Linked DNA regions of Mus musculus: region 1 is linked to region 2. A link is a contact called in ENCODE POLR2A ChIA-PET data. All regions are on one chromosome and are shown on one strand. Each heading gives the region's core, a stretch centred on a gene start or an enhancer-like site at or near the end of the contact. The rest is flanking DNA. Distances are from core to core; before and after follow the strand shown.

The links. ChIA-PET counts read pairs that join two places held with the same protein, here RNA polymerase II (POLR2A).
Region 1: POLR2A ChIA-PET joins it to region 2 with 11 read pairs in Patski. The contact joins the promoter of Uroc1 here to the promoter of Zxdc in region 2. POLR2A ChIA-PET finds 5 or more read pairs at or near these places in 3 of 5 experiments (Patski and embryonic stem cell).

The regions. Positions count from the first base shown.
Region 1 is chr6:90,331,640-90,336,867 of GRCm38, forward strand. Uroc1 (urocanase domain containing 1) reads left to right here and starts at 1,650. Exons shown (of 20, transcript NM_144940.2): 1 at 1,650-1,805; 2 at 5,220-5,228. The coding sequence starts at 1,680.
Region 2 is chr6:90,367,999-90,373,413 of GRCm38, forward strand. Zxdc (ZXD family zinc finger C) reads left to right here and starts at 1,496. Exons shown (of 10, transcript NM_173002.3): 1 at 1,496-2,570; 2 at 4,544-4,696; 3 at 4,789-4,867. The coding sequence starts at 1,661.

The DNA.
Region 1 (5,228 bases), core at 400-2,899, 36 kb before region 2:
TAAGTACCATTACTTAATATTTTCAATATATCTTACATATTGATGTATTAAGTTAAATATTTCTGTGTACACAAACTCATATTTAAGGTGAAAAGAAATGATATGCACTTTTATACTTTGTCAAAATTTTTTTAAAAAATGCACAATGTGAAAAAAAATTCTAGGACTGAAACTCAAGGGTAGATGGATGATTAGCATATCCCTGGAACAAAAAATAAAAAATAAAAAAATAATTAAAAATAAAAAATAAATTTAAAGAAAAAGGAAACCTAATCAGAAGCACACAAACTCGGGGTAGCATGTTACTTTATTCACCTGTGTACCATGAAGGATTTGGGTGTCAGCTGAATAGAAGGCATTCAGGATGAGTTGTGAGAGTTGTGGACCCTTCTGGACTTTGTGAGTGTTGTGGACCCTGTGGGCTTCTTGGTACCCTGGGGGTCCCTTCATAGGAGCCTTGTGAATCCTTCCTTAGGGACTTTGTGGGACTCTTTACACTGTCATGACTGGTGGCATCTGTCAATGGTGATTAACCCCACCTCCACCTCTCCCCTCCCTGGGATTCCCTGGAAAACAAGTGACTTCTGGGGCTATCCAGGAGTCACAAGACCGGCTCCCAAGGATGCAAAAATACTCTCACCACAAGGCCACCCAGAATGCCCCCTGGTGTCCCCAGACGCAGGACTGCAGACAGAGACAGATCTGCTTTTCTAATTGTGCTATAGAACGTCTTGTTGATGTCTTCACACCACTCCCGCATGTACACTGGACTCTTAAGCACAGATGCCATTTCAGTGGTGTCTCCATCCAACTGTGGGGTCCCAAGTCTCCAATATGAACTTCACTCATAACCAGCTCCAGGACTTCAGGAAGTCTCCTTGCCTCTCTGACCTCAGTTTCCTTTTCAGTGACATGGGACTGGAGTTCTGAGGGCCAGCACAAGTGCCAGCCACCTCATGTACTGCTCTAAGTGACCAATGGTTCACCTTCCCACTCTGCCAAAGGCCGGGTGACATGACCTTTTTCTGCAGATGGAGGAGTAGGTCACCACCCACCTGTGTACACAGGGACAGAGCAAAGGGCATGAAGTTGGCCAGGAGTGGACATTTACCAGGATCACTGGGACTCAATGGTGGACCTTTCCTGGCTAGGGGCGGGGGGAAGTGACACCTAGCATTGGCCTTTGGTCCAAGGCCAGGATGTGGAGAAAGGCTTTTATGCAGAGCTGTTAATGATTAGAGGTTGCTGGGGGCATGGAAAGCTGTAACCACACCTACCTTCCCCTTCTTGCTCAAGTGTCAGGGAAATGGAATACAAGGGACTTGCTTCTGTAGAGCTTGAGCCAGGTTCAATGTCACATGACTGCCCACCATCAATATTCCAACATTGCCACTTTTTAGACCCCCTCTAAGATTGGAAAAAACCTCACCCTCAAAGCCTACCAGCACCCCAAACTCATACCCATCTAACTTGGGTATGACCCCAAGGAGTTTCTCCTCTGGCAAGTAACACTCAGGCAACCAACCTATCAGGCAGTGATCCAAATGACCTGCCCCTTATGCCCTCTCTGGACCCAATGAGGGGCTGGAGGAGGTGGCCCTGGGGCTGTCCCCACCCTGCTTGCCCCTGACTACCCAGTCAGTCACTTCATACTTGCCTCCACCTCAGCTTCTGCAGACATGTCCAGCCTCCAGGAACTGTGCTCTGGTCTGCCCCTACGACCCCTTCCTGAGAACCGGGGTCGCTGGGCTGGGGTGCCACATGCTCCGGTTAGAACTCCGAACCTCAGCCCTGAAGAAGAGCAGGTAACAACTGCTACCCAGTCCTCTGGGGCTCTGGGGCCCTTTGGTACCTTTTAGGTGGCCAAGGTGGCTGGATACCCCTCTTTCTTTCCACATATTAGCTGTCCCTGTCCCTACCAGCTCCCAGCGAAGGGTGAGGGGGTGTGTCAGCATCTATCAGACTGACATTCTTCAGGTGAAGCCACACCTTAAGACTCGGAATTGGGGCTCCCACTTCCAGATGAGGACACTGGGGCTCAAGGTCACCCAAACAGTCTGTGGTGGTGGTGCTGCAGCCACCTCTGGTGAGGAACAGGAAGAGGCAGGGTGTGAAGTGGCCCTAGCTCAGCACCTTCGCATGAACCTTGTCCAGCTCCAAACACTGAGTGACCCTTGTGTCCTCTGCAACAGTTTTTCTTTGCCCCTACCCCAAAACCTCCCGTTGACTGCAGCTGTGTCCATTAAGGACACAGAAGTGCAGGGAAGGATGACAGTTCAGGTAGCCCCTCACCTGGTGGCTCCCTTTGCACAAGGGATTTAGGCCAAAGAGCTTTCCAAGCTGCCAGACTGAAGTAAGTCCCTGAGCCATGAGAGGCTGCTTTTCTGAAAGACACTGAAGTACAAAAGCTAAATAAAATGCCCTACTACCACCCTCACCCACAGACTGCTGTTCTGGGGAACACCACTCCTGGGCTTTTCCAGAGCTGCCCACAGTCAGGGAGCATGTTTCAGAGCTGCTGGGGTAGGACACTGGTGGACAGGAGCCAGGAATGAGAGCAAACAAAGAAATGAACTGAGGGTCCTAGAAAATGGGGTAGCACCGGGCAAGACAGGGCTGGTGCTGGAGAGGAGCCTACGGTAGAAGGACTGGGGTGGTGGTCACCTTGTCTTATCATTTGACCTGTCTCTTCTGCTGAGCTCATGTCTCTGCTGTGGTTAATGTTCTTCCTCCTTGGCACCAGTGCCTTGAGTAGCCACAAGAGCTGGGAAGGCTCTGTTGCTCCAAGGGCCTCTGCTGACACCCCTGTGGCTGGATGATGGTGATTAACCTCCACAGTGTTTTGTGGTAGCAGAAGGGCAGCCAGGAACTGAGAAATCGGGCCCCTTTGGTTTTATTCCTGTACGTCACCCTGTGTTTGAAGAGTACAACAAACATCCTTAAAGGAGAGGTGACTTGCAGATCTGAGGAGTTAGAGTTAGGAAGTGACTTAGTCTTCCCACTATGATGAAGTCCCAAAATTTAGTGAAAGCTTCTCTTTCGTTGACTTGCTTTCCATTTGGGGTGTGTGTGTGTGTGTGTGTGTGTGTGTGTGTGCTTACATGTGCACACATGTATACATATGTGGTTGTGTGTGTTCCTGTGTGTCTATGTGCTTACACACACATATATATGTGTACAAATGTGGTTGCATGTATTCCTGGGTGTTTGTCTGTGTCTCCATTATGTGTTTGCACATGCCCACACATGTGTGGATGTGTGGGTATACATGTGGGGTTGCATGTGTTCACGCAGGCGCGCATGCGTGCTTGTGTGCATGCGTGAGTGTGTGTGTGTGTGTGTGTGTGTGTGTGTGTGTGTGTGTGTGTTCAGGTGTGCGTACTTTCCACACCTTCACACTACTCATTCTTTCACTGTTCAGACAGACTCGGGCTTCAGTCCTTGCTTTTCTTTGGCAGCTCTCCATTTACATGAGGAGCGTCCCCTATTATACTTTAGTCAGTGAACACTCAGCACAGGCCTGGTGAACCTTCACACTGTGCCTCACAAGGGGAGCAGTTCTGCTGTTAGAAGCACTCTCCCCTGTGTGCAGTTTCTCTCAGAGACCTTTTCTCCCAAGTCCTGTCTCATCCACCGCAGCTGAGCCCTTCACAATGGTGGGCCTGGATGCCTGTCACTATCAACACACTATCCTGAGAGGCCTTTAACATGGCGGGTCTGCATGGTGGTCTGCCTACATACCATCCTGAGCTTGTTGGCTGGGGGCTCTCCTGCGGTGGTCTCTGGGGTCCAGCAACACCAGCATGTGCTCACTGAATGCATGAACAAGAACATTTGCTAAGAGGCCAACCCCACATCCTACAAGGCACATAGGAGGACTTCTGGGCAGAGGTGGCTATGGAAGCTTGGACAAGGATTCTATGAGGGAAAGAAGGGCTGTGTGGAGACAATAGAAACAGTACATTGAAAGGCAGAGATGGGCCTTCCAAGGTGGAGGAGACTCCATGCAAGTAGAGCTGGGAGCAGAACTTGGAGCTCCAAATGCAGCATGACTGGAGAAGATCCAGTATGCCAAGGACCCTGCGAGTGTCACAAGATAGGCAGTGGGAGCCGAGCGTGGTGGCACACGCCTTTAATCCCAGCACTCAGGAGGCAGAGGCAGGCAGATTTCTGAGTTCGAGGCCAGCCTGATCTACAAAGTGAGTTCCAGGACAGCCAGAGTTATACAGAGAAACCTTGTCTCAAAAAACAAAAAACGAACAAAAAAAAGATAGGCAGTGGAGGATCTTCAAAGGTTTTTGAGTAGGTGCATGGCTTGGGTGCTTAACATGACTCTTCCGGGTCTGTAGGAGCGTTTTTTGTAGAGATCCCAGGCAGCAGGGAGCATGGCAGAGATCCACAAGTGTGGGAAGGGACAGTTCTGTAATCTGGTGCTCACAGGGTCCGTAGGTCAGCCCAACACCACACAAACTGTGTCAGTTCATTAGTACCTAGGAGTTGGGCTCATTATTACCCCCACTTTCCAGACAGAGCCAGTAAAGGAGGAAGCGGAGCACCCAGGTGCTGCTGGGGAAATCCTCTGTACATACAGCTATGTCTTTAGCAACACAGCATCCTCAAATCCACATCTCACTGCTCAGCCTGGTTCTCATATCGTCTGACACTGGCATCCATTGCCTCTTACAAGGTCCTTCATGTTTATGTGACTTTTCATTTGGAAGATCACAGAACAGTCTCAAGATCTTAACTGAGTTATTTGTGGAAAATGCCTTTCACCTGGTAAGGCCACATGCAGGCTGGTGGATGAGAACGTGGGCATGGTGGGACCATGATGGTGGGGCCATGACAGTGGCTACCGTATCAGCTATGTACACTGCCCAAGTCTGCCCATCCCAGAACACAGCCTCTGTACCACTGGCCAAGCTAGGTGCCTCTCTGGGCTTACAGTGGCTTCTGCTTTCCTTCCCTAAGTCTGCAGCCCCTAGACCAGATGGGGCCAAGAAGAGAGAATGTAAAGTCTACCCTCATTAAAAAAAAAAAAAAAAAAAAAAGGCCAGTGGCTATCAGGGAAGGCTCTTTTGAAGACAAAGCAGATGTTCTCAGAGTGGCTTGACCAGTTTCTGAGTGGAGCAGAGGCAATCCAGGTGGAGAGGGAAGATGGAATACCTGGAGGGCTCCAGGGCCCTTAACCCAGCCACCTCTCACCCTTCTCCTCCCAGCTGGCCCTG
Region 2 (5,415 bases), core at 246-2,745:
AGAGTTCTACATCTTCATCTGAAGACTGCTAGCAGAATACTGACTTCCAGGCAGCTAGGAGGAGGGTCTTATAGCCCACACCCACAGTGACACACCTACTCCAATACCTTCTAATAGTGCCACTTCCTGGCTCGAGCATATCCAAACCATCACAGAGTGCATAAGCACATATACAGACAGGTAAGGTTTTTCACAAACAGATGTGCTATTTCTGTGCTCATTTTTTAAATGTATTTTTAATAGAAGCATACAGACGTGTCATTGCTGTCATTTGTTGTCAGTAGCTTTTGTATATCAGATGTGCTGTTCAATCAACACTTTTAATGCCAAAAACTTTTGCTCCTTGGAGAACCCATCCCTATTAGAGGCTAGCCCTAATTCCCCATCTCCCACTAATCTACTGTCTGTATAACTTAGCTCTTCTAGACATTTCATATAAATGGCATTATAGCACATTCTCTTTTGTGGCTGAAATATTTTTCATAGGTTTGGTCATGACATAACTTGCAAAACTCTGTAATTGCTCAAAAATATTCCACTGTATGAATATATATTCATCTGACAATGAACACTTGCATTGTTTCCCCTGGCGAGTTGTTGTAACAAAGATTACTATAAGCATGCAAGTAGTTTTTGTGTAGACATATTTCCATCCCTCTTCAGGGAGACACAGGGGGAGGGAGATACCCTTGCATTTTAAGGGGCAAATTGGTGGGAAATGGGGGTAAACCAGTGTAGGTGCAAATGGCAGGTTGGCAAAGTTTTAATAGTATTTGAACTTTCAGAAGACTAAAGCCTGACCTACAGAAAACAGGCTGGAGGCAGAAAGGACTGGAATGGGTGGGGGCGGGGAGACAGTTGGGTAAAGGTGGAGCGGAAGACAGGTTCCTTAGCTATTTGAGAACCTAGGAGTGAAATAAGTTTGAATTTGAGTGGTGATGACAGGAGTGGTGTGATTCCAGATGAATCCGTATGAGACAAGGGGGATTGTGGAATTCAGGGAACAACCAGCAACTTAGAAGGCAGACATATATCAAGGAAACACGGAATGTCTTTAGTGGTTTAGGTAGGGATCCCATCAGGACCTGCTACAGGGCAAATCAGGTCGGTGGCACAGTAGCAGCAGATAGACGCGCTCTTCGGCGAGGTCATAGAGAGATGACAAGCAAAGTGGAGAGGTTCAAAGCCTGAGTGTCAGTTCTGGATCATGTGGCCACAGGTAAACTTGACTTGTTTCCTTACACTTGGCAATCACAGGTTGAATTAGCTCGTATTTTCAAAGTACAGAGGGCACAGGAACTCTTAAGAAACGCAATCAGTTTTCATTCCTTTGCGCTACCCAGATGCAAAAGTAGGAGCCCAAATCTGAAGACCCTCTTTTTCCAAGTTGGGACTCCAAGCACAAGACAAGTTGGAGGCTCCGCCCCTGCTCCAGCCCCTGGGCTTCCTCGTGACTACAGTCCCGACAGCCCTCGCGCGCCACGCCCACGCCCACGGCTCCTGCGCACGCGCAGCTCGAGATGCGACTCTGGGCTGTAGTCTAAGCTCAGCTTTGACAGAGGCTCCCGGGGGGCGGACCCTAGGTGTCGCGCGCATGCCTGGCAGGGCTGGGCAGCTCTTCTCCGGTGGCTGCGGTTCGGACGCCTCAGCTGGGCCTAAGATGGACCTCCCGGCGGTGCTGGCCGCCCCGGCCACGCGCGGAGACCAACATGGCGGTGGCCCGAGCCGACTTCGCCGCGGCGCGGGGCCGTCCCTCGGTGCCGGTCCCGGGCGCCGTCGCCTGCTGCTGCTGAGGGGCCCGGAAGATGGCGGGCCCGGGCCGCGTCCAGAGGAGGCCCCGGGGCCCAGCCCGCCGCCCCCGGAGGACGGCGGCGACTCCTTCGTGGTACTGCTGGAAGTGCCGCGCGCGGCCGACACCCATGGTCAGGAGGAGGCCGAGCCCGATTCGGGCGCGAGCCCCACGGAACAGGTCCCGGCCGCCGCCCCCGGCGCAGCTCTGGCAGGCACGGTCACCATCCACAACCAGGACCTCCTGGTGCGCTTCGACCGCGGCGTCTTCACGCTGGCTGCGGCGCCCGCGCCAGCCGCCCCGAGCCTGCATCCCGCGACCACCCCGGGCCTGGAGCCCTCGAGCGCTGCTGCGTCCCGCCGCGGGCCGGTGGCCGCTAGCGCTGGCTCCCCGGCCTACCGCTGTCCGGAGCCGCAGTGCGCGCTGAGCTTCGCCAAGAAGCACCAGTTGAAGGTGCACCTGCTGACGCACGGCAGCCTCCAGGGCCGGCGGCCCTTCAAGTGCCCGCTGGATGGCTGCGGCTGGGCCTTCACCACCTCCTACAAGCTCAAACGGCACCTGCAGTCGCATGACAAGCTGCGTCCCTTTAGCTGCCCGGTGGGCGGCTGCGGCAAGAAGTTCACCACCGTCTACAACCTCAAGGCGCACATGAAGGGCCACGAGCAGGAGAGCTTGTTCAAGTGCGAGGTGTGCGCCGAGCGCTTCCCCACACACGCCAAGCTCAACTCCCACCAGCGCAGCCACTTCGAGCCCGAGCGGCCTTACAAGTGTGATTTCCCCGGTAAGCTGGAGACGCGGACCTGCCGGGGCGGGCGGGACCCGGCGGGGTCTGGACCCAAGGGCCAAACTGTCGCTTGTTTGGGCAGGGTTTGCGGAGGTCGGGGTGGAGGCGTTACGCGCCCTGATCTAAATGAGAATAAGGCAAAAACACTCCCGTGTTTGTTTTGAAGTCCCTTTCAGGTACTTAGATATGAAGCTCTGGGTTCCTACAGCCAAGTGGCATGCACAATCGCAGCTATCCGTGGGGAGGGTACAAACCTTTGTTAAGATGCTTACATTGGAAGTGACCTCTTCTCAGAGTTGAGTCAGGACTTTATTTTTCTCAGTCTACTCGTTCAACAATACCAGAGGAGTCAGAGGTCCAAGATACATAAATCGAAATATGCCACCTTAAAATACTGAGGGAATGAGCACACATTGGTGCTTCTCTGGTCCCTCTCCAGCCTCTCTGGAAGCCCCATTGATTAGAGGACACAGAGCTCCCAAGGACGCCTCGAACATTGGATCAGACCCCTGTCCTTTCCAATATTATGAATAGAGTGATGCTCCTTCATCAGGAGCCGGTGTGTGACACAGCTGTTTTTGTGTCTTTTATACTGATTTTTGACAGACTAATCAGTTTCTGGAATCATGTCTGTTCTTTTTACTTTTAGCCAGCATCTAGCTTGCACATTAACATTTATATACACTCTGCACTAGTAATGTGCATTGTAGATTATTCTCATATGAAGATTATTATTATATGTAGGGTATAGCACCTGAAAAGGATATCTTGTGTGTTGTATGGGGCTGGGAGGAAGAACCAGACTTAACTTGTACAAGCAACAGATTCTACTGTTGTATTCTAGCGTGCACATCATATCTGATAGAGTCTGATGTAGAAATCATCAGGCTGATGATTGAAAACATGCAGTCATTTCCTAATCCGAGAATGATGATGGCTGCTCTCACCCTAGCAAAGGTAGCACCATTCTCTATCATACTGGGAAGGACAGGGGTCCACTCACTTAAAAGCATGAGGTGCCCCTGAGGGTCTTGTGCTGGCAGATCACTTAGGCTTCCATAGAAGCTGGGAGAAGGAGCAGGGGAACACCACCTTTTCGTGTCCAGTCAAGGAGAGGTTGTTTTGACAACATGAGCTAGGAAGTGGCAGTGGGAATGGTGTGGGGCTTCAGGAAAAGATCACAGAGTCAGGGTGAAAGAGCTTGCCTATTGATAGGGGGTGGTGAGGACTGTTGCTAAGGCAGAGAATGCTAATGTTTGGATTAACCTAATCACATATACCCTAAATAGCAAAGCAGACAGCTTGAGGCTAAGGAAGAGGATTTTTGGATGGAGCAGAAATTCCCTGGGCTGTTACTTGTATGTAGGGCTGTATAGTGATTGTATTTTAGAGATGGGGCTGTGAGAACAGAGGTGAAGCTGGCAACCTGAATAAATGGGTAAAAGATAAAGAGGAACCAGATGGTAAGATGCGGGGTGTCAGTTGCAGAAGCTGGAGGGAATTGAAAAGTGTGGAGGATGCAGATTCCCACTCTAGTGGGACAGAAAATCTGAGCTAGTAGGATGGTTGCAGCCCTGCAAAGCTGTGTCCGACTAAATCTTGATGGTTAGTGTTTAGTTTGTCCTGCTCATTTCTTTGGTTTCAGACAGCGTTGCCAACTGAGTTTGTAAAAGACAAACCTAGTTTTTGCAGAGTTGTCTACAAAAGTGGCCAGCAAATGCTATGTTTGGAAGACAACCTCTTACTCTTACATCACACTGCAACAGGTGACCTGAGTGTTGCATATCACATGTGCGACAGGACCTTCTGTGCCTTCTAGAAAGCTAAGCATTGCTGGACCTAGCTTTGCAGACCTGGTTTCTGAGGCATGGCTTTCCTTGTCTGTTCATTGTGAACTGCCACTATCAATTGTGTGAGCTGCACTGTGTGATTTTTGTCCTGAGAGCTGAGCTTGTGCTTTCTTCATTCAGGCTGTGAGAAGACGTTCATCACAGTGAGTGCCCTGTTTTCCCATAATCGAGCCCACTTCAGGGAGCAAGAGCTCTTTTCCTGCTCCTTTCCTGGGTGCAATAAACAATATGACAAAGCCTGCCGACTGAAAATTCACTTGCGAAGTCACACAGGTATGAGCTGCAGTGTGCACCTCATGTAGACACATGCTTTGTGGTGGCTGTCGTGCTCATGGCTATGCTGTGTCATGTTTTTCTTTTACAAGGTGAAAGACCATTTATTTGTGACTCAGACAGTTGTGGCTGGACCTTCACCAGTATGTCCAAACTTCTAAGACACAAAAGGTAAACGAACCATACATTTTGGCATTTAGGTTCTAAAAGCACATGAACTATGTGTCTCAGACCATTCTTAGTGAATTACATACAGATTTCAGGCAGTTTAAAATGCAGCTCAGTGTCAGTGCTTTAGAAAATCAGAAAACTAAGAAAAACTCTTAAGTCTCTTCACTTGACAACAGTTATCTCCTGTGTAAGTTTGATTTGCTTTACTTAACATCCTGTCAATACAATTTCATTTTTTTTCCTTTTAAATGTTGTAGAAATACTTTTCTTCATGATCTTGTAAACTTTCAGCAGTGATACTGACAACTAGGGGTCTGTGTACACGTGACGTTCATCGATATGTTGTCTCATTCCATCTTGGTCACAGCTCCGATACTGGTATTATACAGATTCAGAGAGGGTGGGTGGCCTGTGTATGTTTTCATGACTGGGGTCTGAGATGCTCAGAGTGAAGGCATTACTTAGAAAAAGACAGTGTTTGCAAGTTTACTTAACAAGGATCTTTCCTACTGCTGCTGAGCTCTGTGTGTGTCTTCTGGTCATCTGTG